Regions from separate parts of the Homo sapiens genome. Here all the other regions are linked to region 2. The links are chromatin loops, found by intact Hi-C in ENCODE. Cell type or tissue: PC-9. All regions are shown on one strand.

What was found. Peaks named below come from ENCODE experiments on the same cell type or tissue, not always from the same donor. Only the 100,000 strongest peaks of a DNase experiment are listed, where the experiment ranks them.
Region 1: it touches region 2 in a loop (10-fold over the local background); 11 of 110 quality-filtered maps call a loop at or near these places.
Region 3: a loop joins it to region 2, with 4 times the contacts of the local background. A loop is called at or near these places in 33 of 110 quality-filtered maps.
Region 4: it touches region 2 in a loop (14-fold over the local background); 8 of 110 quality-filtered maps call a loop at or near these places.

Annotation. Positions count from the first base shown.
Region 1 is chr1:17,331,473-17,339,472 of GRCh38, reverse strand. It overlaps PADI4 (peptidyl arginine deiminase 4), which reads right to left. Exons shown (of 16, transcript NM_012387.3): 3 at 5,464-5,530; 4 at 3,247-3,314; 5 at 1,318-1,435. Among named protein-coding and RNA genes, the nearest start is that of PADI4, 27 kb to the right of the region's middle. In PC-9, CTCF peaks have their summits at 2,954 and 3,180 (motif pointing right); a DNase peak (open chromatin) is centred at 3,212.
Region 2 is chr1:17,232,448-17,240,447 of GRCh38, reverse strand. PADI1 (peptidyl arginine deiminase 1) reads right to left here. Exons shown (of 16, transcript NM_013358.3): 11 at 7,478-7,629; 12 at 2,990-3,134; 13 at 1,739-1,832; 14 at 665-744. Among named protein-coding and RNA genes, the nearest start is that of PADI3, 13 kb to the left of the region's middle. In PC-9, CTCF peaks have their summits at 3,022 and 3,231 (motif pointing right); DNase peaks (open chromatin) are centred at 3,047, 6,547 and 7,087; H3K4me3 peaks cover 949 bases; H3K27ac peaks cover 5,176 bases.
Region 3 is chr1:16,947,919-16,955,918 of GRCh38, reverse strand. CROCC (ciliary rootlet coiled-coil, rootletin) reads right to left here. Exons shown (of 37, transcript NM_014675.5): 18 at 7,395-7,588; 19 at 6,993-7,120; 20 at 4,797-4,966; 21 at 2,438-2,617; 22 at 1,562-1,696; 23 at 1,042-1,185; 24 at 369-607. Among named protein-coding and RNA genes, the nearest start is that of MFAP2, 29 kb to the left of the region's middle. In PC-9, CTCF peaks have their summits at 3,865 and 4,082 (motif pointing left); a DNase peak (open chromatin) is centred at 4,088.
Region 4 is chr1:17,403,095-17,411,094 of GRCh38, reverse strand. It overlaps RCC2 (regulator of chromosome condensation 2), which reads left to right. Exons shown (of 13, transcript NM_018715.4): 12 at 1,044-1,121; 13 at 1,901-4,335. The coding sequence ends at 2,005. It also overlaps RCC2-AS1. Among named protein-coding and RNA genes, the nearest start is that of RCC2, 33 kb to the left of the region's middle. In PC-9, CTCF peaks have their summits at 4,534 and 4,737 (motif pointing right); a DNase peak (open chromatin) is centred at 7,824.

The sequences.
Region 1 (8,000 bases), 99 kb before region 2:
CCACTAGGATGAGCTGGGGATGTAACCTCAGCAAAGCGGGGACCACATTTATTAATATTTTGCTCCTTGCAACGTTCCCTGAATCTTGAACCTAGAAAGCCGAGAACTCCCTAGAACAATGACCAGCAGGCGGCAGGCGCTCGGCTGAGATTTGTGCAATGAACGAGTGAAAGGTTTCTGTGCTGGTCCTGAGCAAGAAGTGGGGTTTGTGAACCAACTTGAACAATAGCCAAGAAGGGGTAGAGGGTGGGGAGAGTGAAGAGATGGTTCCCAAGGGACTGACTGATAGCCAAGGGCTTAAAGGCTTTGCGGTCAATTTGGTTTGAATCTGGGATCTGGGTGGGCTTAGGAAACGGATTTCAGCTTTCTCTGCCTCTGTTTCCTCATCACTAAGACAGGGGCAAGAGTTGTACCCACCGTAGAATGGTTGTGAAGATAAAGTCAGGTGATACACAGTGCTTATACCAGCTCTTGGCACCCCGGGAGTGCCCACAAAGGACAGCTGTTGTGATTATTACCGCATGTCAGGCACTGTACAGAGGCTGTCCCCTGGCATCGGGCCAGGCCAACTACATGCAACTTGAAAATACATCCATTTCTATGTTATTCTAAGAGCTCCCCAGGAAGGCCTGCCAGCCAGAGCCCCTTAGCACCTTCCTCCAGCGCAGGTGGATAATGTTTCCTCACTTCAACCCCGGAGCCACCCCCTTAGCAGCCCAGAGGTTTGCCTGCAGAGATCCTGCATTCCCCACCATCCTCATGCCTCTAAACCTGCTCCGGTGTTGGGACGTCCGGGGTTCAAACCCCGAGTCTGCTACGTGTCAGTGCTGTGACCTTGGGCAAATTGCTTAAGTTCCCCGTGCCTTGGTTTTCCTACCTATAAAGGTTTGTGTTGGAAGATCAGATGAGTTAATCATTCCAAAGTGGTCAGAGTCGTGCCCGGCCTATGGCAGAGGTCTCAGGGCCTGCTCTGATATGAGTTTGGGAATGAAAAGCTTTCATTTCGAAGGATTTCAGGCTCCAGGTTTGACCTAAGAGCGTTTAGGTTGGGCAGCAGGGTGAGGCATGGAAACCAGGGCCTGTAGGAGGCATCAGGAGACAGCACTGGCCTCAGCTCTTCCCTGACCGCTGCGTGAGCTTGGGGAGGTCACTTGACCCCCGAGGGCCTTTGCCCATTGCTTCACCTATAAAACAGATTTGCCAACAAGAAGATGCTTTCAATAACCCTTATTTCAGAGGGCCGTCACCAGGTTCAGGCTATGTGGGCAAAAGGGCTTTATAAAAAGCCCTTCCCGTTAGCTAGCAAATGCTCTTTACCTTCGCTGTCAAGCACTTCATCATCCTCGCAGTCCATGGCAGAAGATTCGAGATTGTCTCTGTCACAGTTCACCAGCAGGATGGCACCCTGTCCACAAGGGCCCCAGGTCCAGGTCCTCTGGACACCAGCAGGGAAGAGTCATGCTCAGAAACTAGCATAGAGCCCTCCAACTCTTGCAAGAGGCATAGCAACTCCCCATCACCTCTTTTTTAAAATTTATTTATTTATTTATTATTTTTTTGAGACGGAGTCTCCCTCTGCTGCCAGGCTGGAGTGCAGTGGCGTGATCTTGGCTCACTGCAACCTCCACCCCCCAGGTTGAAGTGATTCTCCTGCCTCAGCCTCCTGAGTAGCTGGTACTATAGGCGCATGCCACCACACCTGGCTAATTTTTGTATTTTTAGTAGAGATGGGATTTCACCATGTTGGCCAGGATGGCTCAATCTCTTGACCTCATGATCCATCCTCCTCGGCCTCCCAAAGTGCTGGGATTACAGGCATGAGCCACCACGCCCGGCCCCCATCACTTCTTTAACCCAGTGCAGTTTACACATCTTGCTTCCACATCAATTAATTATTTGATCTCAGGAGTGGATTTTTGCCTTTTACTCCAAAAGTCACAACCAAATTCACCCAAAACACAATTCATCCATTTAAAAAAAGGAGCCCAAGACAGTCACATGGATTTTAACAGCTTTTAAGAAATGTTGGCTGGGCGCAGTGGCTCACACCTGTAATCCCAGCACTTTGGGAGGCTGAGGCAGGCAGATCACCTGAGGTCAGGAGTTCAAGACCAGCCTGGCCAACATGGCGAAACGCTGTCTCTACTAAAAATACAAAAATTAGCTGGGCGTGGAGGCATGCACCTGTAATTGCAGCTACTCAGGAGGCTGAGGTAGGAGAATCACTTGAACCTGGGAGGCGGAGGTTGCGGTGAACCGCCCCTGCACTCCAGCCTGGGAGACAGAGCATGACTCCATCTCAATAAATAAATAAATAAATACATAAATACATAAATAAATAAATAAAATGTTGAGCTTGACAAACCAAATGCAGCTAAATATGTATGTCAATATTCTAATCTAAATAGTTACTATTATGTGAACTCTTAATTACTCATTCAGCAAAGTGTGGTACTATTCTTAGCAGCCAGTTAATATCTGCCTAGAGATTAAAGCACATTAAGCAGCCCCACCCTGTAGGGATCTAATAGTGATGGCGCCTCCCTTCGCGGGAGAGCGTTTGCCCCTGGGAAATGACTGCATTTCGGGAGGGATACAGGGACAGATTCTACTCCTAGAGTTGTAATTTGTCTTCCCACTTTTGCTGACCCCACAAAGGATCTTCATCTTTTTACAGGGCACAGCCCCCAGTGCACACCAGCATAAAATGGTGCAGGCAGCTCTGGGGTTTCAGGTTTACCTGCAGACTCTGGTTTAAGACAGCGTTCACCTGCCCTTTCTGCACATCCCATCATCCTGTCTTTCCACAACACACCCTCCCTCTCCCCACCTGGCTCCTTCCCGCCTCTCCCCCTGCCATTTCTTCCTTTCTCTGTTATTCCCCCATGTAGACAGCTCTGCAGAAATCTCTCCCATATCAGCTGTAGAGCATGGAGTAGGGAGTTTTTGAGCCAGAGTCGAGACCTGCCCACGAATTTCCTCTCTGCTGTGTATTAACTGGGTGACTCAGTAGGGTTTCCAGTTTGTAGGATAACACATCTGAACCCACAATTGGTGAAATTCTGATTTTGTAAAATAGATGGGAAATACATAAGCCAAAATATTAATGGTGATGCTAATTTTCTTTCTTTTTTTAACAGTTAACACGGAATACGTGGGACAGGCCAGCATTTGCCCCATCACCACAAGGGGGCGCCCGGGGAGAATCCAGTAGAAGTAGGAAAGGAGCGTTTGGGTGAGTGGTACCTGATCTTTCACAGCTCTGGTTGGCTTCACTTTGCCGGTGCGGGTGATGTCTGCGCACAAGGAGATTTCTGAAATCCCATCAAGTAAGAGGAGAGGTTGGTGAGGGTCCGGGGTTGGGGCACCCAGCCTGGCCCTGAATGGGCAGGTCGTTTCCCCAGGGGACTGTGTGCACCCATAGTGTGAGCCCCTCTTCCCGTCCTTCAGAGGAGACACAGGTTCAAGACATCCCTCCTCCACGGCCCCCAGGAAGTCTGGCTACAGTTCGGACAGCAGAGCTGGGGCCTCTGACCACACCTGTTCCCCTTCAGCGGGGCCACAACTGTGATGTCCACCAGACCCTGCACGTCTGGCCACCCCCAGGGATTTTGGAAGGAATTCCCAACCACCACAATGAGAGGTTCGATGTGAAGCCTCTGCAGGCACACCCTGCCAGCCTCTCGAAAGACTCTGGCCCCAGCCCTCAGTGACCTTGGGGTGGGGGACCCAGCGGTGACACCAGCCCCACGGGCTCTTCATGACATGTGTTGTGACTGTATCTGGGGACAAATTGCAACCCTGAACATGCCCCCACTCTGTCCAAATGGCTTGGCTGAGAAAGCAAACATTTGTTTGTAAATCCTTCCTCCCTCATCCGAATATATGACTGCAAGGTCATTCCAATAAAATAGATCCGTGTGCCCCACAGCATGATATGGTGACCCTTGTCCCACATGAGACTGACCCAGATGACCTTCTAAACATATTCATAGCCACGTCTTAGTTAGGGCCGGGGAAGCATTGTCCTTTCGTGGCCTGGACTTCCTGACTCCTTCACTAACCAATTGCATGACCTTGGACAAGTCTGTTTAGCTCTTGTGCCTCAGTTTCCTCACCTGTAAAATGGGATGATAATAATAATACCAATTTCACTGGATTGTTGTAAGGATTAAATGTAAAGTCTTAGCACAGTGCCTGGCAATTGAGTAAGTGCTGTAGTATTATTACTTAAATATGCATTAATGAATGAAATGCATTAATGAAATGAAACCTGAAGATTCTATATGCTACATATTATATATATATGTGTGTGTATATATATATTTTTTAGTTTTTGAGACTGGGTCTCACTCTGTCACCCAGGCTGGAGTGCAGTGGCACAATCATGTAGTCTTGACCTTCTGGGCTCGAGCAATCCTCCCACATCAGCCTCTTGAGTAGCTGGGACTACAGGCACATGCCACCATGCTCAGCTGTTTTTTTTTATTTTTTGTAGAGACAGGATCTCACTATGTTGCCCAGGCTGGTCTCAAACTCCTGGGCTCAAGCGATCCTCCTGCCTCCGCCTTCCAAAGCGCTGGGATTGCAGGTGTGAGCCACCATGTCTGGCTGCTACTTATATGTTTAATACACATAATGATACTAATCATGATATTATTGTTCAAAATGAGGTCAAGTTTAAGAATGGATTTTATTTAAAGAAGAACATTACATAAATATGAGTATAGGTGGATCATTGATATGGCAGAAATGGTGAAGATGAGATATAAATAATGGAATTTGAGGAACACTATCTATATTCTTGTATAAGACAGTGTCATTATCTACTTTTTGTTATAGATATTTGAGGTATCAAAAAGGAATAGAGGGCCTGGCGCAGTGGTTCATGCCAGTAATCCGAGCACTTTGGGAGCCTGAGGCAGGCAGATCACCTGAGGTCAGAAGTTCGAGACCAGCCTGGCCAACATGGTGAAACTCCATCTCTACTAAAAATACAAAAATTAGCCAGGCGTGGTGGCAAGCGCCTGTAGTCCCAGCTACTAGGGACGCTGAAGCAGGAGGATCGCTTGAACCTGGGAGACGCAGGTTGCAGTGAGCCGAGATCATGCCATTGCACTCCAGCCTGGGTGACAGGGTGAGACTCCATCTCAAAAAAAAAAAAATTAATGGAGATGCATATATTGAAAATCCAAGTTCCTACTTCCTAACTTGAGAAGCAAAATGTTAAGATATAATTAAAATTCCCCGCACCACCACTGCCACATTGTATTTCTTTGTGGTTCACTGACTAAGGATGGAATATTTCGAACTCCCAGATGTCTGACTGGCTAGAAACCATGCTTTTTCTCTACTCAGTCTAAAGTAAGCTCCAGGTGTAGTTTCTCCTACAGAGACATCCTGCAGGGATTAGGAGGTGGGCAGGGGATGAGACGGCACTCTAGGATCCTGGTTGTCACTTACCCACCCCGGTGAGGTAGAGTAGAGCTTTGACTGGTGGAGTCTTGGGTCCGTAGTATGAAATCTGAACCTATGGGAGAGCAGATCACTAATGACTTCTCTTAGTCATTCAACAAACACCCACTGGACCCCCTCCTATGTGCCGGCTCAGGGTAGGGCACTGGGGAGACAAAGTTGGGCAAGAACTGGTCCTAGCCTGTAAGGAGTGGCCCCATCCGATGGGAATGGAGGGAAAGCAAAAAGCTTGAATGACTGGTGCTACAGAAGAGCATCCTATGGGGGCCCAGCAATGGAGACACTCTGCCTGGCAGGGTCGTTTGTGAAGGAGTGTGCTTTGAGGTAGATCTGGGAAAGGGAGTAGGGGCCCAGCAGCTGGAGATGGGGCAGAAGAGGCGCTAGAGAGAGCTGATCATAAGCCACAGAACTGACTCTGGCAAGCAGAAGGGATCAAGGAAAGACCTGAAGAACCAGACCCTGGAAAGGCCGGGTCCTGGGGGATCTGGGGAGCAGGAGCTTTGAGTGGATGGAGGTTTCTTCAGGAAGAGATGAGAAAACACCAATCCACTGTGCCCAAGGTTCAGAAATCCTAGGAGAACACCTCGGATTGGCCAGAGGAGGGTGGAGCATCTGGGTTGACACATCCAAGCAAAATGGCGGTGGGGAGTTTCCAAAGCAGAGCCAAAGAGCTGCCACCAGAGGAAGAGGAGCTCCTGAGGGGCCACGCGGAGGTGCTCGGACCTGCCCTGTAGACAGTGGAAATCCAGGAAAACGCCACGGCCATCACTGCCTCTGCCTGGACCATGGTGTCAGCCTTCTGTCTGGTCTCCCTGCCTCCCACCCACTCCCTAGATCCTATCTACTTGCTAGGCCACAGCCATTGGGATCCTTCTAAAGTACAAATGCTGTCTTGTTATTCGCTGGCTGAAAACTTTTTGTTGGCTTCCTGTTGTTTGCAGAAAATGAGGTCCCTGATACCAAACTCTTCAAACTGACTCCTTCACCTCCTGTTCCATCTACCTTTCTTGCCATACAGAACTTCCTCAGTTTCCCCAACACGTGTCTCACCCTTTTCTCATCCAGAGAGTGCACACAGCCTGCCCCTCTGTGTCAAACTCTCTCCTCTCTCCTGCTCTTAGGTGGGTAGTTCGTGTCACCCTTCAGCTTGCTACTTCTTTCAGGAAGCCTTCCCCGACCACCCCCTCCCCAGCCTGCCTGGATAGTCAAGCTCTGTGTTCCCCCAGGGAGAAGCCTGCTTGGCTGGTTCTGCTGGGAATAAGTGGCTGTTGGCCCAGAGATCTGTGGGAACCCCAGAGGGTCCTGTTGAGCCCATCTACAGGCAAAGGGGGTGTAGTAGGTGGAATGGTGGTCCCCAAAAAGATACATCCATATCCTAATCCCTGGAACTTGTCGATGTGATTTCATTTGGAAAAAAAGTCTTTGCAGATCTAAGTTGAGGATCTTGAGACCAGATGCGGTGGCTCATGCCTGTAATCCCAGCACTTTGGGAGGCCGAGGTGAGTGGATCACTTGAGGTCAGGAGTTTGAGACCAGCCTGACCAACATGGTGAAATCCCATCTCTACTAAAAAAAATACAAAAATTAGCTGGGCATGGTGGCGAGTGCCTGTACTCCCAGCTACTTGGGAGGCTGAGGTAGGAGAATCGTTTGAACCCAGGAGGCGGAGGTTGCAGTGAGCCGAGATTGCACCACTGCAGTCCAGCCTGGGCGACAGAGCGAGACTCTTGTCTCAAAAAAATAAAAAAGGATCTTGAGATGAGGAGATCACCCTGGACCATCCAGCTGGGCCCCACATCCCATGGCAAGTACCCTTATGAGAGAGGCAGAGGGGGATTCCACAGAGAAGGGGCAGAGGCAGTGCGACCATGGAAGCAGACTGGAGTGAGACAGCCACAGATCAGACTGCTGACAGCCCCCAGAAGCTGGAGGAGGCAAATAATTATTCTCCCCTGGAGCCTCCAGAAAAATCTGGCCCTGCTGGCACCTTGACCTCAGACTTCTGAACCCCAGAACAGTGAGAGGATACACTTCTGTTGTTTTAAGCAAACCATGGAGATTTTCTTTCTTTTGTTTTTTTGAGACGGAGTTTTGCTCTTTCACCCAGGCTGGAGTGAAGTGGCGCAATCTTGGCTCACTGAAACCTCCCCCTCCCGGGTTCAAGAGATTCTCCTGCCTCAGCCTCCTGAGTAGCTGGGATTACAGGCGCTCGCCACTACGCCCAGCTAATTTTTGTATTTTTAATAGAGATGGGGTTTCACCGTGTTGGCCAGGCTGGTCTCAAACTCCTGACCTCAGGTGATCCACCCGCCTCGGCCTCCCAAAGTGCTGGGATTACAGGTGTGAGCCACTGTGCCCGGCCAGGCCACCATGGTGATTTTCTATACCAGACACAGGAAACCGATCCAGGAGCATGGACCAGCATCCCTTGGGGCTACCAGTTTGTGGCCTCCATAGAACTCAGTATCATTTGCAATTGTTTGTTTACCAGTAGATTCTCTGATGCTACCATTCATAGGTTGTAA
Region 2 (8,000 bases):
CACAAGGCTAGGATGTGCCAAAGCTGGGGTTCGAACCCAGGCAGTTTCTGGATGCAAATGTTCTTGTCAGCACAACACACTGTCCCAGCCCCAGCCACAGCATGGCTGATGCTCCTGTCCCTTCTCAGCAGCTTAGGAGAAAGCGCTGGGCACTACCGGGAAGGGGTAAGGGCCCTCCTGCCATTAACTGAGCACCGACTCTGTGCTAGCCCCTTCGCCTTGCATGGGGCAGGCATTTTTTATCCTTGGGGTGAGCCCTGCCCCTTCCTGACACCTTGCTTCACCTGTTCCCACAGGATCCCCCTGAATCTTACCCACCCCACCTCTGGGCCCCTCAAGGTCCTATTTCCCCACCGTGTCTCTCGCATTTCACCAGACTTCTCAGATGAGAGGCTCAGATTTGCTTCTGTGAAAATAGGTCATTGCCCCAGCGTGGGGCCGGGTCTCCCTCATTAGGCTGGGAGCTCTCTGAGGGCATGGCTCTGTCTCTTCCATCAGACTGTGGGTTCCTGAAGGCAGAGGCTCTATCCCACCTGCAGGCCCCAGCAGCCCCCAGGACCATGAGAGCTCCAGCGCTGAATCTCTGACCCAACCCAGTTCCTGGGGCTTCTTCTCCCTGGAAGGGAAAGGACCCCTTAGAGCAGCTGGTGGTCCTGCCTCTCACCTGTGCATGAAGATTGTCTCTCTGGAGGTGTCTGTCTGCCAGCATCTCATTAATGCTTCTTTTTGCCTGGTGTTTTAACCCTGCAAGAAGAGAAAGACAGTACATAGCTCAGGGAGCACTGCCTGGAGGCCGTCTTCAGCCTGGGGCTACATAATCCAGGCCAGGATTTCCCTCCTACCTCAGTGCCAGGGTCAGAAGCCAGGACAGAGAAAGCCAGAGACTGAGAACCCCTGAAGGGACCAAGCCATGGCTGCAAGGAAAACCTGGTGATGGATAAGGAACCCCTCAGGAAGTGACTCTGGACTTGGAGCCTAATAATTATGGCACAGCTACCATTATTGAATGTCTGCCATGCTCTGGGCATCCTACTTAATGTATTATTAATATTTAAAGCAACTATAGGAGGGATTAATTATCATCTACAACTCAGAGAAGAGGAAACTGAGGCACTGAGAGGTTCAGAACACACCCTTGATACCACAGCCAGCAAATGCCAAGATCAGGATTTGAACTCAGGGCTATCCTTGTGGATGTCTGCACCACATCCATTCCAATGCTCTATTCCCCAGGTATTCCCCAGATGAGAACACTGAGGCTGTGATAAGGAGGGGAGATGGGCCAACCAAGCCCTTGGAGGGTCTGTTAGCTCCTGCAGGAAGCTCTGCAGAGGGGCCCTGACCAAGCCTGGCTTCTCCTCCTTCCTCTCTCAAGGCCCCAGCCCTGCTGCTCCCTGGCTGCATAGCCCTGTCCAAGCCAATTCACCTTTCTGAGCCTCAGTTTCCACTTCTGTGAACAGGGATAAGGAAGAGGGGAGAGAGATCAAAGGGGAGTGAGAACAAGAACATGCCTGGCATTGACCGGCACCTGGGGCACTCATGACTTCCTGTGCCTTTCCTCTCCTGGGGTGTGGCCCAGGAACTCCCCCACCCATCAGAGGACCTGGGGACCCAAGAAACAGAGAGTGGGTGTTGGGTTCTGAGTCCAGCTGAGAGATCTGCAGGTGCAGGGGCTGTACCCAAGGATGGTGATGAAAGGGCAGGGTCCCCCAGGGGTGACCGGGTCATTGGCACTCACCATCAAACTGGGCTGCCTCCCCATAACCCTCTTCTTTCTTCTCTTGGAAGAGTTTGAGGCAAGCGCTGGGGCTAGCCAGGAGCAGCCGGAAGCCCTGGCACGGAGGGAGGGAGAATGGCTCAGTGGACAGGGTCCCCTTAGACACAGGAGACCCCAGACTCAGGACTCAGGAGGGGCCTGACAGTTCTTGGGACTCCCCTCTCCCACTCGGTCTACACCCCAGCCACAAAGCACTGTCTGCAACTCTCCCAGTCCTCCAAGCAGGTTCCCACCTCCAGAACTTTGTCTGTGCTGTTCTCCCTCCCTGGACGCCCTTCGCATTTTGCCCACCAGGGCATTCTGATTTCTTCCTTCAAGGCCCAATTCAGGGCTGGGTGTCGTGGCTCACGCCTGTAATCCCAGCACTTTGGGAGGCCAAGGTGGGCAGATCACCTGCAGTCAGGAGTTTGAGACCAGCCTGGCCAACATGGTGAAACCCTGTCTCTACTTAAAATACAAAAAATTAGCTGGGCATGGTGGTGTAATCCCAGCTACTTGGGAGGCTGAGGCAGGAGAATCGCTTGAACCCAGCAGGTGAAGGTTGTAGTGAGCCAAGATCGCGCTATTGCACTCCAGCCTGGGCAACAGAGCAAGATTCTGTCTCGAAAAACAAACAAACAAAAAACAAACAAAATACCCAATTCAGATGTCTCCTCCTTCACTGTCAGAGCTGTCCCTAGCAGAGCTGTAACCACTGGTCACTGGGAAGCCTCCTCTCCCAGGCTGCTGGCTCCCTGGCCATGCCTTCCCAAGCCACCTCTGCAAGGCTTACTGTAGAGGCCCAGAACCCGGATTTGAATCCTATCCTGACACCTGCAGGCTGGGTGAGCTTGGATGGGTTAATTGCCCTTCTGAGCCTCAATTTCCTCGCTTGTAAAATGGGACAATAATAATTGCACCCACTTGACGGGCTTGTTGGAGGATTAAATGAATTAAAACATGTGAGTATCTGGCACATAGTAGGTGCTCAATAAATATTACCAATTATTATCAATATCATTCCTGACTATTGGATAAGGGATTTGGGTCCAAGCACAAATACCCTGGAAGTGTGAGGATGAGCGTGTCAGGGTGCCCTGACCCAGAAAATGTCCCAATCCAGAGCTTACTCGGGGCACAGGGTTGAGCTGGTTCCAGATGGCTTTGCCCTGACTCATCCCATCAGGTCAGACAAGGGCAGAGGTGGCTCAGGCAGGGAAGGAGGGGACGCACCTTTTGGTCAGAGGTAGGCACAAAGGTCAGAAACTCGTCCACATGGCCCACAGAGAGCCAGTCCGAGTAGAGCTCCACGGGTGCCTGCACCTGCTGTGCCTTCAGGAAGTTCCGCACTGCCCTGGCCATCTGCCGCCCACCGGACCTGGCCAGGAGGGAGAGGGCGGGCAGTCACCTTGTGCCTGAGAGGCATCAGGCCTTGCCTGAGTCATCATCAGATCTGCCACCAGGGGGCGGAATTGCTCAAAGAACGCTTTAAACGTGGGGCGTAGAGCGTGGAGAAGCCAAGACAGCAGAGAATGGACTGTGCATTTGTGTGTGCATTTGAGCACCTACTGTGTGCTGTCCTTAGGGTCCTCGCAGTAAGTGTCTTGTTTAAGCCTCCTGATGACCCTATGATATACATAGAAATACCAGCTCCAAGTTACATCTGAAGCGTGCTCGGCCAAGCTCTCTGGCCTCACTCCCCACTGCGCCCCTCCTTGCTCACTTGGCTCCAGGCCCACCAGCCTCCCTGCTGATCTGCTGTCTCCAGCCTGCTCTTGCCTCAGGGCCTTTGCACAGCTGTTTCTACACCCTGGAATATTCTCCTAAGTAGCCACATCTTTAACTGCCTCTTCTTTCTTTCCTTCTTTTCTCTTTCTTCCTCTTCCTTCCTTCCTTTCTTTTTTTCTTTCTTTCTCTCTCTCTTTTTTAATTTTTTTTTGAGACAAGGTCTCACTCACTCTGTTGCCCAGCCTAGAGGCTGGAGTGCATGGCTCACTGCAGCCTCAACCTCCCGTGCTCAAGTGATCCTCCCACCTCAGCCTCCTGAGTAGCTTGGACAACAGGTATGTGCCACCACGCACGGCTAATTTTTGTAATTTTTGTAGAGGTGGGTTTCGCCATGCCACCCAGGCTAGTCTTAAACTCCTGGATTCAAGCGACCCCCCCACCTCGGCCTCCCACAGCACTGGGACTACAAGTGAGGGCCACTGTGCTTGGCCTAACTGCCTCTTTTCCTTCAAGGCTTTGTTTAAACAGCAGACTCTCAGCAAAGCTGAGACAAACATTTATTGACATGTGCCACACACATGCTTTACCCAGGCTACCTCATTTAATCCTTATGACAGCCCTGTGGGGTTGGGACTATTACTGTCCCCATTTTACAGGTGAGGGAGTTGAGTCCCAGAAAATTAAAGTTATATGCATTTGTTCATGCATTCATACTATATTCATACATATGATTGGAGGTACTTATTTGTTTTGTTCACTTATTGTCTGTTTCTCTCTGCTGGAATGTTTGGTTGTCTGGTTTGTCCATTGCTAAGGTCAGAAACCAAGGCAGGGTCACTGGACAGCAGCCTGAGGTGCTAAATTTGAGTTTGGAGCCCAGGTAGAAGGAGACCTGGGTTCTGACCGTACTGCTAACTTGCTATGTGGTCCTAATACGTAGCCAACCCTTTTCAAACCTCAGGTCCTATCTATCCACCAAAGGCCTCATTCCTGGTTTTCAGTCCAACAGCCAATGGAATGGGGACACGTCCACACAGGAGACCCCTCACTTTCCCATGTGGGGTCCTTGCTCTGTGCCTGGGAGTTCCCAGAGCAGACCCCTGCACCCTTGAGAGAAGGTTCCTGGCTTGGCTCACTGGCTCGTGAGGCTTGTGGGAGCAGACAGGTAAGGATGTCCATGTGTTGCAGTGTGATATAGAGACTGGGGCAGGAGCCTGGGACAGAGAAGGGAGCAAAGTCCTTGGAGAACACCAAGGAGCCCCTCCCCTTCCTGAGTCTGCATCCTCTGAGCTCTCTGCCCCTGAGCCTGCATCCTCCGAGCTCTCTGCCCCTGAGCCTACATCCTCCGGCTCTCCGCCCCTGAGCCTGCATCCTCTGAGCTCTCTGCTCCTGAGCCCAGGTCCCAAGGATCCTGGAGGAGAGAACTGCCCCATGAGGCATCTGAACAGAATGGTTTCTCCCTGAACTCTGTCCCCAGCTGGACCCGCAGAGCCCCCTCCTGCCTGAGGTCCTACCGGTCCATCCCTGCCCATCTACATGCCACCCATACCGAGTTTTTTCGACTTTTCCTTTGAGCTGTACCTTCTCTGGCTTCCAGGCTTCTGCCTGAGCGCTTCCCTCTGCCTGCAACATGGTCCACTCCACACTACTTTGCCTCCTTCCTTCCTTCCCTCCTTCCTTCCTTCCTTCCTTCCTTCCTTCCCTTCCTCCCTCCCACTCTCCCTCCCTCCCTCCCTTCCTTCCTTCCCTTCCTCCCTCCCTCCCTTCCTTCCTTCTTTCCTTCCTTCCTTCCTTCCCTTCCTCCCTCCCTCCCTCCCTTCCTTCTTTCCTTCATTTATTTGTTTGTTTAGACGGAGTATTGCTCTGTCACCTAGGCTGGAGTGCAGTGGCTTGATCTTAGCTCAGCGCAACCTCTGCCTCCTGGATTCAAGCAATTCTCCTACCTCAGCCTCCCAAGTAGCTGGGACCATGGGCGTGCACCATCAGGCCCAGCTAATTTTAGTATTTTTAGCAGAGACGAGGTTTCACCATGTTGGCCAGGCTGGTCCCAAACTCCTGGCCTCAGGTGATCCACCCACCTTGGCCTCGCAAAGAAGCGTCAATATCGTTGGCTGCCCCTAGGAAGCCTTCTAGGACAACGCACGTGGGATGATATGTGATCCCCTCTCTGATCCATTGCTTGCCTGTCTCCCTCATTAGACTCTAAATCTCAAGGGCAAGCTCCTCAGCCATTTCTGTATCCCCAGCATTAGACTTTGGGCTTGGCCTATAGGAAGTCTCCATAAATATTTACTGAACTGGTAAATGAATGTATGAAAGAATGCACGTAACTTAACTTTTCCAAGCCTCAGCTTCCTTATCTGTAAAGTGGGGATAATGATGGTCTCAGTCTCACAGGGTTGTTGTAGAAATTAAATGAGGTAGCCTGGGGAAAGCACTATGGGTGTGACATGTAGTAGGTAGTAGCTGGTCAATACATTTTTCCAGTTAGTTCCAACCTGCTTTGAAGCAGCCCCACTACTGGGGCCAAATGAAAAATACCTAAGCATTCAAGAGGTGGTTGACACGAATTCTTTATCCCCAGTAATGCTGATTCTGTAGCTAGGACTGGGATTTTCATCAGGCCCGTTTTAAAGATAAGGAAACTGAGGCATGGAGTACAAAATAATTTGCTCATTTAAAATGCATCTGTTTTGTTCACTGATGTATCCCCAGTACCTTTAACTGTGCCTGGCATACAATAAATATTTTTAAGTGAATTAATTGAGTACCTATTGTGTGCCAGGCACTGTGGTATACACTGGTTTGGGGGACTCATCCCAAATCATGTAGCTGGCAAGTGGCAGGGCCAGGACTCAAACCCAAGTCCATCTGATTCCAAAGCCTGTGCTCCTTCCTCACGGGTTCCTCCCTGAGTTAGAGAAAGACTGTCCTGAGGCCTCAAGGACCGTCTGCCCCCAAGGGTGTGGGTAGAACAGCCCACACAGTAGTGTCTGGGCATGAGTCACCAACAGGGTGAGCACATGCCTCTCGCCTGGCCAGTCTCAGCCCCAGGCATCCTGTCTGGGCACCCAGTTACGTGCCTGGGTAGGTGCCAGGAAGCCTCGCCTCATCCGATCCAGAGCTCTGAGGCTGCCAGATTCACCAGGTGAGGCTGTGACCTTCTCAGCACTGCCTGACTCCTCTGGGCTGGAGACCAGATGGTCAGCCAGGGCTTGGGGGGTAAGTGGGGGCACCCCTGCTATGCAAAAACCCCACAAACAGGAAGGTGATCTCCAGGGCTTACAGTGGGTGTCATCTCCAGGGAGGAAACAGGGGGACCCACCAGGACCCTGAACTGCACACGTCATTCTTTGGTTACCTGCAGGGAGGGTGTGCACCCACTCAGCAGGACCTAACAGACATCGCCACCTGTTTGAGCGTTAAAACCTAAATACCTTGTTTCCTGCTCCATCACATCTGTCCAGGGTGAGATCCACTGACTCACCTCTGTCATCAGGGTATCCTGGCCAATCACTTGCTTACCTGCAGCCACCTGCCCTGGGAACTTCATGACCTCAGGACCCTTTTAAGCCATGGTTAGGACAGAAGCTATTCTGACTTCCTAATGGGAGAAGTCAATGAGTCTATTCCTCTGTCTCTGTGCCAGACTGTATCTCACCTCCCCAGCTTCTCCAATTTTTCATGAGAAGCCAGAAACCTGCCTTTTTATGGGAGGCCCTCCCGATATCTGTTTATGTTGGTGACTCATTAAGCTCATAAAATGAGGTAGGCCAAAAGATCGCAGGCCACAAGCGTGTGACTTTTCTCCTAAGATTCTCTGATCTTTTAAATCTGAGATCCTAGGTTGCCGAGTCTTTGATTCCAGGATTCCACGCAGGAAGTTAAGATCACTTCTCAGACTGGGGAATTGTGTTTGTGATGGGGGCACAGGGAGGGTGGATGCTGCAGTCATTCCCTTGTGCCTCCCCACCTCCCGCCCCAGCCCCTCACTTGGGGAAGCTGCTCCCGATGAGGATCCGGCCCAGGGGGTATTCCGTGCCGCCCACCGTGACGGGCGGGCTGACGTCCAGGTTGCCGAAGGAGTCAAGGCTGGAGGGACCAGGGAGCGGGATCTCCCGGGTAACATATCCAAAGTCAGGACCCTATGGAAGAACCAGCGAGACCCCCACCCCAAGAAGGAGAGGTCAGTGAGGACAGGACGAGGCAGTTCTTGGAGTAGAGGGGAGTTGCTGGGGGTCTCCCACTCCATGGCTCTTAGTACCTGAAAAACGATCTCTGTCCACTTTTTACAAATCCCCCCTGGGCTCTGCGAACCATGCGATTAAAGACAAATCAATAACCAAAGATAACTAAAAACTCCCCCAAATGTTTGGAAATTAAGCAGTATACATCTAAAGAATCCATGGATCAAAGAAGAAATCAAAGTGGAAATTAGACAAGATTTTGAAGTGAAATTCATAAAAATCTGCTGTCTTTTGATAGCACATTAAAACTCATGAGATGTTGACGAGGC
Region 3 (8,000 bases), 280 kb after region 2:
TTTCTGGAGTGGATCAGGCACTGCCTGCCCATGTGGCCTCTCTGAAGAGCTAAGCCCTGAGCCCTGCAGGGCTGGGGCCCAGGCCCTCGGCTGGGAGGGGTAGACCAGTGACTCCAGGAGGGGACCTGGTTTCCAGGGTGATGACGGTGGGTGGGTCTGAGTCTGGACCCAAAGCTGCCCACTGCCCCTCTGCCCCTTTCCCCAATCAACAGGGAGGAAACCTTCCTAAAATCACCCAGGTGCCAGGCTCTGCTTAGGAGACAGAGGATCCGTATCTGGGCAATTTCCCCAGAACGTTGGGGGTGAAGTTAGGTTTCAGGGATGGGATCCCATGAGGACTCAGGACTGGTCCTCCTGCGACACCCCACCTGATGCGCTCGCTCTCTGCCTTCTTCACAGCAGACCGAAGCTCCTCATTGGAACGCCGCAGGGCCTCGCGCTCCTTGGCACCCTCGCCCAGGCTGCGTCGCAGCTCGCCTGCCTCCTGGCGCTGCACCTCCCGGCCCTCCTGGCTCTCACGCAGCTTGCGCTGGGCCTCCAGCAGCTCCCGCCGCAGCCCGTCACGGGCATCCTCCAGCAGACGCAGCTGGGTCCGAAGCTCTTCTGCCTGTGAGCACAGCAGGTGTCCCCAGGGCAGCGGTCAGGGACCCCCCCGTCAAGCTGGGTCTTGTACCCCAGATCCCTGGACCCAGGGAGCCTGCCCCATCCCTCTGCAGTGCTCAGACCGCAGGCTGTGAGTTATCATTTGAGCAAGGCGTGCTGTAATCAGTAATGTTTTGACCTGAAGTCACCATCAATCAGGACTGTCCTGAGCACAACACCAAGAGGGCAGAGACCCCACTCACCCCTCCTTGAGGCCAAATCCCACCTGTACACAACAGGTGCTTCGTAGTGCTTGCTGCCTCCTTTCTAAGTTGCTATTCATTGGTCCTCAAATGCAGGGAGGAATCTTACACTCTTCTGGGGCCCTGGGGAACTAGGCCCCCAGGCACACAGTGCCATTTAGGGTATGCTGCTTGGAAGAGGGGGGCGGCTGCTCACCTCGCGAAGACAGGAGTCCCGCTGCTTGCCCAGGTCTCGGGCCTGCTCTTGCAGCCTCCTCACCTCCTGGGCGTGGGCCGCAGCAGCCTCCTCCCGCTGGGCCCGTAGGTCCCGCAGCTCAGACGTCAGAGCGTTCACGGTGCTCTGGGACAGAGGGGCTCCTCAGACTTGGTCCTGCTGTGTCCCCCAGCCCCGGGCTGCTCCCAACCCGCTCAGTGCACTGTCCACTTTTAGCTCTAAACACGGCCCCTCCCGCTGGCCTGCCGGACCCTCTGCCAACCCCTGGATGCATAGTGAGTGCTGCCCGTGTAGCCAGCCTCTCCCTCACGCCAAAAGGATTCATCAGGGCAGGGCTGAGCCACCTCCCTCAGATGGGGGCTCCCAAAAGAAGGGCTAAACCTCCTTTCCCACAGCCTGGAAGCTTCTCCAGGACAGGGCCATGCCGCCCCGTGGTGGGGGCTCCTCAGCCAGGGATGTGCCTCTCTATGAGACAGAGGCCCAGCTGCCCAGCCTGCCCTACCCGGTCCTGCTCCTGCCGGCTCTGGGCATCTCGTTTCTGCCGCTCCATCTCCAGGGAGATGGTGGCCAGGCTGTGCCGTGTACCCATCAACTTCTCTGACAGCGCCGTCTTCTCAGACTCCTTCAGAGACAAGGCCTGGGCAGAGGCAGGGGACAAAGGGCTTGGGGGATGGGCTGGTCCTGGGGGCATGCTCAGGCTTCTTGCTGCCTAGGAAATGTGCCCACTGGGGGCTTAGAGGCCTGAGTGTGCCACTGCAGGTGGACCCAGGGCAGACATGCAGCCCTGGAAAAGGGCACAACGGCAGTCACAAGAATCCCGGACGTGGATACCACTCATAGAGCTCACTAACCCGCCACAGCACCCTGACTGCAGAGTCTTTCTTTCTACCCATCTTACAGATGAGGAAACTGAGGCTCAAGGAGGTAAAGTGACTCGCCCAGGTACACAGCTGGTGAGGAGAGGAGATGGGCACAGTCTGCCCTGTCTCCGTTACATTATAGGAAAGTTAGGGATTTGTTATTTGGGGGGACACGTCAGCTGATGCCTGTGGGCATCGTGGGGACTGCTCAGAAGGCAGCCATGAGGATCCATGCCCAGCGTGGGGTGGGACGAGGCATGGGAGAATATGGAACAGCTTTCCTGGTGTCACGACTGTCACTGTCACTCAGTAAGTGCTCACTGTGTGCCAGGCATGGAGCACAGCAAAGCCTCACGAACCCCCTTCTAATCCTCCCCTCCTGCAGGTAAGGAAACTGAGGCCCCCAAGAGGGCAGTGGCCTGCCCCAGGGCTCCTAGCTGCCAAGTGGCAGAGCAGGGCCCGGCCCCAGAACTGGAGCAGCTCAGAGAGCAGCAGAGGCCATGCCAGGGCTCACGAACCTGCTGCTTCTCACTCTCTGCTAGGAGGAGGCCCTCGTCGCGCTCCTGCTGCAGGGCAGCAATCTCCTCACTCAGCTCTTCCTTCTCAGCCTCCAGCCGGGCCAGCAGCTCCTCCTGCTCACGCTGCAGCTGACTCTGCAGCTGGGCCCGCTCGGCCTCCAGCTCCCGCCATGCTGCCTCCTAGGGGGCCAGGACCGGATGCCTGTGACACACCAGGAGGGGGCCCAGGCAGACCCCCCAAAACATCAGGGCAGCAAGAGCCATCTGGCCCCCATACCCTCAGAGATGGAGGGTGACCAGGTAAATACAAGGGAGTGATAAGGGCTATGACGGGGACACGCCAGGGCCGTGAAAGTGCCAAGGAGCAGCAGTGGGCTGGCCTGGGGGTCCGAACATGGTCCCCTGCGGAGGGACAAGTAACTGTCAGCCAGGTAAGGAGAGAAAAGACCACCCCAGGCCAAGAACACAGCCCCTGGAAAGGCCTAGAGGATGCAGGGTGCAGAGGGGAACGGGACATGGTGAGTCACAGGGCCAGAGCCCCAGGCAGGGGTGGGGCCAGGACAGGCCGTGTGGGCCATGGGGATTCTAAGGACAGTGAGGGGAGTGGGAGAGAGGACTCGAGCCAAGGTGACAAGGAGCAATCTGATTTTTAGCTTAGGGGATGTTCCGACAGCTGTGGAAGAGGGATTGGGGTTGGGATGGAGGGGAGTTAGGACTGGCTGTGAGGAATGAAGGGGGTCAGGGGTTGCCAGAGGAGCTGGAGAGAACACAGATTTGGGGACATTAATGAGGCCAAGCCAGGCAATGCAAAGGGCAAGAAGAGCAAGGGGGAGGTCACAGGAGTTCAGATCCCTGGGGACTGGACAGGCGGGCAGGCAGAGCCCACAGGCAAATAGCAGCCCACCTGGGGAGCCTGAGGGCAGGTGCCTGCCTCAGCACTTGCCCCTAGCAACTCTGTGAGAAGCAGACAGAGCTGCCACTTCTTTTTTTTTTTTTTTAGACGGAGTCTTGCTCTGTCACCCAGGCTGGAGTGCAGTGGCGAGATTTTGGCTCACTGCAACCTCTGCCTCCCAGGTTGAAGCGATTCTTCTGCCTTACCCTCCCAAGTATCTGGGACTACAGGCGCGTGCCACCACGCCCAGCTAATTTTTTGTGATTTTTAGTAGAGATGGGGTTTCACTGTGTTAGCCAGGATGGTCTCGATCTTCCGACCTGGTGATCTGCCCACCTCGGCCTCCCAAAGTGCTGGATTACAGGCATGAGTCAGCACGACCGGCCAAACCGCCCCTTCTTTAAGATCTTCACCGTAGCTCATGCCTGTAATCCCAGCACTTTGGGAGGCCGAGGTGGGCAGATTACGAGGTCAAAAGTTCGAGACACCCTGACCAATATGGTGAAATCCCGTCTCTACTAAAAATGCAAAAATTAGCCAGGCGTGGTGGCGCGCCTATAATCCCAGCTACTCAGGAAGCAGAGGCAGGAGAATCGCTTGAACCCAGAAAGTGGAGGTTGCAGTGAGCCGAGATTGCGCCACTGCAATCCAGCCTAAGCAACAGAGCAAGACTCCGTCTCAAAAAAAGAAAAAAGAAAAAAAAAAAAGAGCTTTACCGCCACCTCCTGGAGAAGCGTGGTAACAACCACCCAAGGCCAGGGGTACTGCAGGGTGAGTGGCATGCCCTGGAGCCATGCAGTCATAGCCTGCACCTCTGTCAGAGGCAGCCCTGTCTAGGATTTGGTGGCTGAGGGCCCCTGTCCCGAGGGCCACTCTGGAGAGCATGTCAGTGCCAGCAATCATAACTTATGGAGCATTTGCTAAGTACCAGTCACTATGCTAAGCCCTCTATGCAGATGGTCTCAGCTCATCTTCAATACCTTTCACTATCCTATCCCTATTTCTACAGGTGGGGAAATGAAGGCACGGACACCTTGGGTAGCATCACCAGTAAGCGACCAAGATTCGATTCAAACCCAGGCAATTCAAACCCAGAGTCAGTGTTCTAGTAACTTCCCTGGCCCCTTGCCTTTCTATATGCTGAGGTCTGAGTGGCTCTTCATATGCAAACAGTACTTCTTAGCAAATGAAAGTGCTTTCCTGCTGTACATTAGGTCAGTATTTCCCAAATGTGGTTGTGGACCCTCTGCATCAGGATTACCAGGGCTGGACCAGATTTGGGACCTGGGAATCTGCATGTCTAATAAGAACCACAACCTCCCCATCCCCCCAGTCCTCCTAGCTGTCCCCAGGACCTCCACAACAGAGAGGAAGTCCCATTTCACAGATGTAGAGACCGAGGCAGAGCAAGAACGATGATGAAACACTGGCTCAGAGTCCTGCCCACCCCTCCCCAGCTGCCTGAACCTTTTCACGCTGGAGTCGCTGTAAGTCCTCCTCGTGAGCTGCCCGCTGCTCCCGCAGAGAGGCCTGGGCCTCCCGCTCAGCCTGCACCAGCTTCTGGGCCATCAGCTCCTTGTCTAGACTGGCTTTCTCCTGTGTAGCTATTATTTGCTGCCGCAGGCCCGCCAACTCCCCTGCACGAGAGGAATGGGGGAAAGGGCAGGGTTGGGTTGAAACTTTTCCTTGGGCCAGCAGACTTAGGCCAGGTGAGCCACATGGGCAAAATCCCAGAGGCAGAGGGCCTGCCTGGCATCTAGTTTGGGTCCTCTTGAAGTGGCTTGCCCTCTCTGGGCCTCAGTTTCCCTATATGCTACATGGGCCCACTGGCCCTGACCCCTTTCCTGCCTACCTAGAATGGCATTAAAGGCATAAAATGACTGATGAGAAGGCCTCCCAAATGGGACGGATGTCAAACATATAACAACCCTAGGTCAGGTGCCTTGGCTCACGCCTGTAATCCCAGCACTTTGGGAAGCTGGGGCAGGTGGATCACCTTAGGTCAGGAGTTCAAGACCAACCTGGCCAACATGGTGAAACCCTGTCTCTACTAAAAATACAACAATTAGCCAGGCGTGGTGGCAGGCGTATGTAGTCCCAGCCTCAGGGAGGCTGAGGCAGGAGAATCGCTTGAACCCAAGAGGCAGAAGTTGCAGTGAGCTGAGATTGCACCACTGCACTCCAGCCTGGGCAACAAGAGTGAGACTCTGCCTCAAAAAAACAAATAGGCCGGGCGCAGTGGCTCATGCCTGTAATCCAGCACTCTGGGAGGCTGGGTCAGGTAGGTCACCTTAGGTCAGGAGTTTGAGACCAGCCTGGCCAACACAGCGAAACCCTGTCTATACCAAAAATACAAAAATTAGCCAGGCATGGTGGCGGGCATATGTAGTCCCAGCTACTTGGGAGGCTGAGGCAGGAGAATCGCTTGAATGCAGGAGGCAGAAGTTGCAGTGAGCCGAGATCGCACCATTGCACTCCAGCCTGGGCAACAAGAGTGAGACTCTGTCTCAAAAAACAAACAGGCTGGGCGTGATGGCTCATGCCTGTAATCCCAGCAGTTTGGGAGGCCAAAGCGGGTGGATCACCTGAGGTCAAGAGTTCGAGACCAGCTTGACCAACATGGCGAAACCCCGTCTCTACTAAAAATATAAAATTAGCCAGGCATGGTGATGCATGCCTGTAATCCCAGCTACTTGGGAGGCTGAGGCAGGAGAATCGCTTGAACCCAGAAGGCAGAGGTTGAGGTGAGCCGAGATAGTGCCATTGCACTCCCGCCTGGGCAACAAGAGTGAAACTCTGTCTCAAAACAAACAAACAAAAAACAACCCTATTCCTGACTGAGCACTTACTATGGGTCAAGCGCCCAGCTAAGTATTTTAGACATAACCTCATTTTGTCTTCATAACATGCCTATGTAGTTTATCCTCATCCCCATTTAACAGATGATGAAATGGAGGCTCAGAGATCAGCAGCAACTTCCCACAGCTGCACAGCTACACATAAAGCATCTCCTTTAATGACTGACATGAACATACCCGTCAAACGTTAACTATTTATATTAATGGAAATGACTACAGGGAATGGAAATGGTATAGCTACCATCTAAAAACCATCTCCCGGGTTGGAAACCCACCAGCATTTCCCTTCCTGGTTCTGTCTGGCTCAGGTGTACATGGACAGGAAAATTAATTTCCATGACCCAAGTAGGTGCTTAGTTAATGTTAGGTGAGCAGAAAGAAGCCCTGAGTTCAGAGACTGGATGGGAACGGTGCAGGGAAGTGGGGCTGGGATTCTGGGGCCAAGAGAGTCATCTGAAAAGCACAGAGAACTCAGACTAACAGGCCTGATGACCGATGAACGGCAGTTACTGTTGACTCAGCCAGGCACCGTGCCACGGCCTTACACGCTTTTCCCACGTCATCCTGGCAACAGGCTTAGAAGGTGGGCATTGCCACCTCCAATCATCAGCTGAGGAATCTGCAGCCCAGAGAGGAAAGGGGCTTGCTCAAGGGAAGGTGAGATCTAAGTGGTGGCACAGGACTGGAACCCAGGCCAGCCAGACTCCTACTCCAGTGCTCCCAACTTCTGTGAGACCCCAGACCTTGGGAGGCTGCAGTCTGGGCTGGAACCTGGTGTTCCCCCCAAGTCCCCAGCCCCTCGTACCAGTCAGGGTCTCCTTGGCCAGCAGCAGGGCCTGCCCCTCGGCTTCCAGCTGCTCCCGGCGGGCCTCAAGCTGGGCCAGCTGCCGTTGCACCTCAAACAGGCTGCCCTCCAGGGCTTCCTTCTCCAAGCTGCAGCACATACAGTCCCTGAGGCCCTGGGACTCAGCCTCCCTGGCCCCAGGAAACTGTGGATCTCAGGGAGTGGCCAGGCATGGGCCAAGTGCCAATCTACCTGCCTGGCCAGGCCCACACTCCCTGGGGAAGCCTGAGCCACAGCTAGGACGAGTCGGCAAGCCAGACTCCTTAGTAACTGCCCCTGGGGGCCCGTGCCTGCGTGTGGCTGGTCATGGTGTGGCCCCAGGAGGACCCCCCAGGGCGGGTTGGGCAGAGCCCAAGGCCTTACCGCAGGCGTGTGGCCTCCTCTGACAGGGTCCTGCCTTCACGCTCCGCAGCCACCAGCTGCACAGCCAGGCCAGCGTGCTCCTTGGCTAGCGCCTCCTTCTCACGGGCCGCTCGCTCCAGCGCCTCCACTTGCCGCTGGGCCTCCCGCCGGGCCTGCTCCAGCTCCTGCTCCCGCCCGCTCAGCTGCCGGGAGAGCTGGCCCCCACCCAGAGACTGAGTAGCACTCCCAGCGTCCCCCAGCTTGTTCATCGTGCAGCACCCCAACTCTGGGCCTAACCCAGTCCTGGCAGAAGGCCTGGGTTTGAGCCCAGGGTCTGCCCTGATGTGCTACATGTACTTGGGCAAGTCATGACCTTCTCTAGATCTGCAATGCACGTGTGTACAAAAACCAGGGCCCAGCCAGGTACGGTGGTGCGTGCCTATAATCCCAGCACTTTGGCAGGTGGATCACTTGAGGTCAGGAGTTCAAGACCAGCCTGGCCAACGGGGTGAAACCCTGTCTCTACTAAAAATACAAAAATTAGCCGGGCGTGGTGGTGCACGCCTGTAGTCCCTGCTACTTGGGACGCTGAGGCAGGCGAACAGCTTAAACCCTGGAGGCGGAGGT
Region 4 (8,000 bases), 170 kb before region 2:
GGAGGGGAAGGAAGGGCGTTCCTTGGTCCCTTGAGCTGTGGCTGGGATGGATGGTGAATGCACCTTTTTCTCGGGGCTCTGCACACCCTTGGAGTCTGGCTCAGATGCTCTGGTGGCCCGATTTGAAACATTGACAGGAAAGAGACAGAGCCTGGCCCAGTTTCTACAGATAGTTCTTAGAGGAGGAAGGATGTTTTCTGGGGCCTATCAGAAATAGACTTTGACCTTCTAAATATAAATTTTGAAACTAGAGGGGAGCAAGGGAGACTTTTTGGGGAGCTTCTCAAGGGTGAGAAGTTGGCCTGGCACCTTGGAGGGAACATCTACTGTGTGGGAAGGCCCGAGGTGGGGCCTGGCAGGAGATGAAACCAGGGACATGTGGGCAGGCCTGGGCTGGGGAGGGAGGGTCCTCCTCTCCCGCCCTGTGGGACCCTCTGTTTCACCTGAGCCAGGGCCTTCAGTCTTTCAATTGCCCAGCTCCACACCTTTGCACAAGACTCCCCCTTAGCTGCGCCAATTCATCCAGTTCCTTCTACCTCTGGGAGGGAAACTGGTTCTCTGGTGCCATTGCTAATAGTCTCCCTGTCACGCTTAAGCCCTTTTATTTTGTTTTGTTTTGGATGGTGATTATTCCACTCTGGATGGTGGAGGCATCAAGGGCATTTGGTCAGCCCGTGTTCTTGGTCGCTTTGGTCCTGAAGGGCCGCAGTTGCCATTCTTCCTGCACTCGTGGTGTCATCTCTTGTCACCAGTGCCATACTCCCCAGAAGGGACTTGTGCACACAGAAGTCCTGCAGGCTAGAGTTGGGCACCTTGGTCTTCCTTAGGTTAAGCGCTAGTCGCCTGCTGGTGGCACCTTTTGTGGATAAACTTGGATGATTCCACCTGGCCCTTGTGTGCAAGGGTGGCCGGGCTTGTCATGGGCCAGAGGGCATCATCACTGGCTTCTGGTTAGTGGGGGCCAGGAAATGTTGCCGTGATTCCCCACTTGTGGACTGAGCCACATGGATCCTCGATTGCGAACATCTTGTTTGCTTCGCCAGGGCTACGGGGACCACAAGCCCAAGTCTTCCACTGCAGCCCAGGAGGTAAAGACTCTGGATGGCATTTTCTCAGAGCAGGTGAGTGGGGGCAGCTGTGCCAGCTCGGGGACGTGTCCGTACCCAGTGGTATGTCACTCCTCATGATTTTGATCATCGCAGTCTGTTTGGGTTGTCTTGTTTACCATCTCAGCTGGCTTTCCTGGTGTCTCACGCTAAGATTTGTTTGAGAGGTAACAATCATTCTGCAGGAGAGAGTGCACAGGGTTGCTGGCCAGGCTGGGTGGCTGTCCTCACCCTTGATGACAGATGGCACCAACTGGCCGCAGCAGATCCACTCTCGGGCGAGCACATCGCTCGCGTCTCCATCACACCCAGGACTCAGATCCACTGGGCTGGAGGCAGGTCCGCAGGTCCACAGAGTAGAGGCTGCGTGGCTGCAGGAGTCAGATGGCGGGGTGAGGCCCCTGCGGCTCAGTCAGCCAGCCTGCTGGCCCTGTCTGCCAAGACACAGAGAGGGGTGGTGCACCTCACCCAGGCAGGATTGTGAGCCAGAGAGGGGGGGGATGGAAGTGGAGCTGGAGCCATGTCCCCACCTGTCCCTGCTGATAAGAGGTGGCCCAGTGGGCTTCCTTCCAGCTGGGTCTCCCAGGGCAGCCTGGAAGGCTCTGATTGGCAGAGCGTTGGTGGCAGTCACATGGAAACTAGCTGTCTTGGGCAGAGGGGCTTTTTGCAGTTTTCAAGGGCACTCTGTTTTTCTCCATGCTGACCCGCTTTAGCAGCCCAGTTTCCAGAGTCTCTTCAACGCATTGATTAGTCCAGGCGCCTCAGGCACACCCAACGCTGATTTGTCCCCCCAGGTCGCCATGGGCTACTCACACTCCTTGGTGATAGCAAGAGATGAAAGTGAGACTGAGAAAGAGAAGATCAAGAAACTGCCAGAATACAACCCCCGAACCCTCTGATGCTCCCGGAGACTCCTCCGACTCCACACCTCTCGCGGCAGCTGTCATTTCCATGTGCACTGGGACGGGAAGTCAAACGAGGAATTTAAAAAAGCAAAAGTTGACCGAAGGTGCATTTTTGTTTAGACTCCCTGAGGTTCCGTTTTACACATGATCCAACGTTAACTACCTTTTTTTCTGTATGCTTTCCAAAGTCCTTTTTTTTCCCTTAATGTTGAATTAAAATACTTGCTCATAGTTGATTTACCATTCCTACAAAAGAGGCAGAAACTTTGAGCAATCTAGGTTTTTTTTTTTTTTAAGTTTTTTCTTTCTTCCTCTCCTGAATACACTCCCCAAAACACCCCTTTCCAGTTACAATTAGCATCGTGATCCAAGCAGATGCCACATGGAAGAGGAATCGCCATTTACTCAGAAAAAATGTCCCTTACAGGAACCGGCAGCAGCTAGGCAGTCACCGGCCCGCCTCCATCCAAAATCACGCTCGCGTGCTTCGGAAGCATCCGGGTCACTCCTTCTCCGCTTTTTCTTGCAGATGGGCCTAGGCCGGTGTCGGTTCTGTTTCTCCCCTTGGCTGCCTGTACGCCCACAGCCTTCTGGCTGCGACATTATAGAATCGGCCGTGTCCCCCCTGGTGGGGGATTGGGGATCTGTGTTTAGCCATTTATATCTACTTTAGCTGTTAAAGAGGTCCAAATGAAAATCAGGTGATTGTGGAACCATGGGGACTTGGGGGTGGGGCAGAGGTGGGAACATTTGTATCAGTTGAGTCAGCTTGGTGGCTCCCTGTGGAGCCAGGGCTGAGCCTTGTCACGCGCACTCGCCAATTAAGAGATGGACCAGCCAGCAGTCAAGTGCATTCTCCAGTCCTTGCAAGAAGGATCAGCCCTTTCTGTGCCAGCCTCGATCGCCTTGTGCTTTGGTCTCTTTTTCTCCCCCCCGCCTGGATCCTGCCTCGCGCGGGCCGTCCTGTTGCTGAGACTCGGGGTACCGTTCTGCTGACCCAGCTCCCTTTAGTCACGTTTGCTTGGCTCTGGTACCAAATAGTTGGGATTACCGAAGAGTCCCCTTCCTTGCGTGTCAGCACGGATGCTGTGACTGCCACCTGCGTCCTCGTCAAGTGCCCGAGCTCGCCGCCGTGTGTGCTGCGCTGAGTGAGTTATGAGGTGCCTTTCCCGGAACCCTCCTCTCGCCTGGACCCAAGAGAGGCGACAGCTGTGGCTGGGGCTCTTGGTTTCCAGAGGGTCTGGACTGGTTTGGGTGCTTTAAAATAGATATTTAGTTCAGTGGTGCTTATGGGGGAGATGGGACTAGAACTTAAGTGTGAGACTTGGGTGGATGGGAAAGTTAAATATTGGTCTCTTCAAGTTTTTTTTTTCTTTTGCTTTGTTACCACTTGTCACTGTCTCCATGTTAAAATGCCAAAAATGATGTAGTTGTTGTTGCTTTTTTCCCTATTTTCCACCCCAGTCGCTCCTTACCGTGACTCCTGCCCTTGGAGGGCATGTAGCAGTGTCTGTCCTGCCAGTCCCAAGGCCCTGTGGGAGGAGACTGGCCTGCATCTCTCTAAGACTTAGTCTGACGCCACGCGCATCTCTTGTTCTGTGTTCAATCAGTAGTCCAGGGGAGAAGCTTCTGCTACTTCAGAGCTTTGCTAAACTAACCTAATTTGTCCAAATCACCCCAAAACCACCATCTCTGACGTAAGCTTCCATGCGACAGCCTGATCCGTTTCCCTGGACAGGTCTCTTTCCTGGAATGCAGCCCAGGCACCTGTGCTCCTGGCACCCTTGAGGTCTCTCCTTTGAGCCGTGGTCACCGAGAGGGTTGAGGACGCAGCACCCGAGGTCCCAGCCTTTGCAGGAGCCTCCCTGGGCTTAGCTGGACTTAGATCTTCGGTGGCCTCATGTAAACGTGGCAGCCAGCCTCTTCTAGAACCCTAGCCCAGGGACTGGAGCAGGAAAGGGACCTTCAAAGTGAAGACTGCCTTGTCCCGCAGCTCCTTCTGGCTTAGATTGAAAAATGGGCTTCCTAATGGGTTAAATCCTTTAAAACAAGGAGTTGTGGGGGAAGGGTGTCGTGCACTCCTAGAGAAAGGTACACAGTTGCCCGGTTGGGAATGTGCTTGGCGCTGACCCTGCGGGCATCTGACTGGTCTTCCAGCTCAGGAAAAAGAATTTGAAAGAGGCTTAGCGTGAAGGGGAATCAAAGAGGAGGTTGTGATTTGGTCGAAGGTGCCTGGTTTAGTGCTGTAATTGTCTTATTATTTTTTTTATATATATATTTCTTGGAGTAAACATTTTAAATAAACAACAACATTGTCTACTGTCTTGGATTTTGCATTTCTTTTTCGGTTGGAACGGAGCTCTGTTTTTCTTAACTCCTTATATGTGTACCTCCTAAGCCCTGGCACCCACAGAAGGTGGTGCCAGGAGACATGTGGCCCCAGGGGAGCTTCCAGGTTTAAACTGCACTGGTTGAAGTGAGTGGATCCCCCAACTCTGCCCCATGAAATGCTAGGGGAGTGGGACAGAGTCAGTACCTCAGTTGTCCAATTCAGAAGTGGAGTTCTTTGCATTTTCACTGGGGCTTTGAGAGGAAAAAAATAAGTCATGGGAGGCATCCAGCGCGGTGACTGCATGTGCACCCACTCCCCAGACTTCAGCAGGGGGCTCTGGTCAGGCCCCGGCTGTGGCTTCAGGCCAGTGCTGCTCTGTGCAGGCATTGTGGCCAACTGCCCACCAGAGGGCACCAGGAGGCTGGTCGTAGGTTCAGAGATCACGGACACTCTCCCTTCTAGGCTGCTGCTGAGTCTATACCGGGCAGAGTCCTAGACCAGACCCTTGCACAGGACACCGGCTCCCTGCAGCCGCAAAGATGCCTGGGATCCCTGGAACCTCGAGTGCAGGCCACCTTGTGTTGACTGGCTGAATAGTGTCCAGACCAGCCCCTCCTGGCAGGCATTGGCCCAGTTTGGGAGAGGAGGAAACGGTCTCCCATGGCCTGTTAGCTGCAGAAGGAGCATGTGCACTGTTGCAGGACAGTCCAAATGTAAAACACGGTGTTTCCCCATCTCCCCCCTTGGCAGCTTGGAGCTTCCCATCAGATGCTCCTGCCCTGGAAGAGCCCCCGTGGGCAGGGAAGCCACTGCTGGGGGCAGCGTCCCTGCTGACACACTGGCTGTTGTGTATTGGGCACATGCTGCAAATTGAGTGTCGTGTGTCTCGCCCCTGACTCCTGCAGTCCACTCCGACAGTCTTTTTGGAGACTGAGTTTCTTTCACCCAGGCTGGAGTGCAGTGGCATAATCGCAGCTCACTGCAACCTCTGCCTCCTGGGTTCAAGCGATTCTCCTGCCTCAGCCTCCTGAGTAGCTGGGATTACAGGTGTCCACCACATGCCTGGCTAATTTTTGTATTTTTAGTAGAGATGGGGTTTCACCATGTTGTCCAGGCTGGTCCCGAACTCCTGACCTCGTGATCCTCCCACCTTGGCCGCCTCCCAAAGTGCTGGGATTACAGGCATGAGCCACCGCGCTCGGTCTTGTATTTTTGAGATGGAGCTTTGCTCTGTCGCCCAGGCTGGAGTGCAGTGGTGTGATCTCTGCTTACTGCAACCTCTGCCTCCTGGGTTCAAGCAATTCTGCCTCGGCCTCCTGAGTAGCTGGGATTACAGGCAAGTGCCACCACGCCCTGCTAATTTTTGTATTTTTAGTAGAGACGGGGTTTCACCATGTTGGCCAGGCTGGTCTCAAACTGACCTCAAGTGATCTGCCCGCTTCAGCCTCCCAAAGTGCTAGGATTACAGGCGTGAGCCACCACGCCCGGCCACACAGGCAGTCTTGAAGGGAAGGCTGTTTGTTTTTTATTCCTGTGTTATAGAGGGAAGTGGGGTGCAGAGAGAAAATGGCTTTGGCTGAGGGACACAGTGGGGCGGGTAGGAAGACCTGTGCCTGGAACCACAAAGATCCTAGTAACAAAGATGGCCTCCCCTGCTCCCCCAGCCTGCCCCTGGCTGAGGACAGGGAGCCCATGTGACCTGTGGCCACCCTGGAGGGGCTGTCTTGAGAGCTTCGAGAACATCCAGGAGACCTTCACCTGCCCTTCCAGGGGCAGTGTAGGTGGCCAATACAGAGCAGCCGGGGCCTGCCAGGCCTGTGGCTGGGGGATGGGAGAAGCCTCCTGAAGTCGGGGGGGCAGAGAAGGCAGGCTCCCCACGGGCGGCTCTGGAGGTTTTTTTTTTTTAATGTCCCCCAGGCTGGAGTGCAGTGTCACAATCTTGGCTCCCCGCAACCTCCTCCTCCCAGGTTCAAGTAATTCTCCTGCCTCAGCCTCCTGAATAGCTAAGATTACAGGCACAGGCCACCACACCCGGCTAATTTCTTTGTATTTTTAGTAGAGATGAGGTTTCACCATGTTGACCAGACTGGTCTTGAACTCTTGAACTCAGGTGATTCCTCCCACTACCTCAGCCTCCCGAAGTGCTAGGATTACAGGCATGAGCCACCGTGCCCGGCCTTTGGCTCTGGGGTTTTCTCACCTGCAAAGCTGCTGCCTCCTGCTATTGTCCTGCCCCGTCAAGCCAGCAGCCTTTCTGGCCAATGTCCTCCACACTAAGCGGCTCCTTAAGCTCCCAGGGAAGAGTGAAAAGGGCTGGAAGGATGGCGAATGGGGAAGGGGACTTGCCGGTTCCTACCCAGCCCTGCTTTGCCCCGAACACCTGCCCCAGCCCCACATTGAAGGGCGGGGACCTGCGGAAGCGCCACGCGGGATGGTCAAGCTGGAGGGTCTCAGGATCCAGCTTAGCTGGTGTTCACACCAGACAATAGCAATGGAGCCCACTCTCCAGACTGGGAGGACTCAGTAGGCAGGGATGCAGGGAGGAGGGAAGGGGAGACAGGAACAGCCCCTTCAAGGCTTTGGAAGGGAAATGGGGGTCGCCCCCTGCTAAAAGCATTCTGGGCACTGAAGCAGCCTGGAGGGGAGAGGACTCGGTGCCTCTAGAGAACTAAAAGATGGCCTGTTGCAGGTTGGGAGGCACATGGGAGGGCTGGAATCTCCAAAACCCTCAGCTGCCCCCACACTGGGTCCCCAGCACTCTCCCACCCACCCCCCACCCCGCCAGCATTTCCTGTGATTTTTGTTCTTTTTTTTTTTGAGACGAAGTCTCACTCTGTTGCCCAGGCTGGAGTGCGGTGGCATGATCTTGGAGCCTCTGCCTCCTGGGTTCAAGTGATTCTCTCAACTCAGCCACTCAGCCTCCCAAGTAGCTGGGATTACAGGTGCATGCCACAATGCCCCGACTAATTTTTGCATTTTTAGTAGAGACGGGGTTTCCCCATGTTGGCCTGGCTGGCCTTGAAGCCCTGGCCTCAAATGATCCACCTGCCTCAGCCTCCCAAAGTGCTGGGATTGCAGGCATGAGCCACTGCGCCTGGCCCCGTGTCTGCTATGCAGGCAATGGAGGGTTTTGTTTACTTCTACAGAGATGTGGTCTCCCAGCCTTCAGGAATGAGAGGTGCCACGTGTCTTTCTAGGGCTTTATGTAAATAACTCCAGTCCTCAGAACAACCTCGAGACAGGCACAACTCTTACCCACTTGCGCTGGTGAGGAAACTGAGGCACAGAGCCCACTTACCTTGTTTTCTTGCCTTTGGCCAGTACAGGGAGCATTTCCTCTCCTTCCCTACAGCAGTAGTGCAAGCATGGCGCCAAATGACCACTGACCTTTGCAGGGGAACACAGTGGGGAGGGATGGGGACTGGGGCCTGTTGGAGCACATCTTTGTCTAGAGGGTGTGGCCAGTGAGTCTTCAGCCTCGGGCCCAGTGTGGTCAGGTCTAAAGACTTGGCAGCAGGAGCTGGAAATCCAGACTTTGAGTAAATTGTCAGTGCCTAACTTAGAGACGTTTATAACACTGTGCAAGCCAAGTACACCCAGCTCTCTGCTGCAGGTGTCTGCTAACAGCCAGGGCTGGGGGGGTGCTTCTCCAGGTGC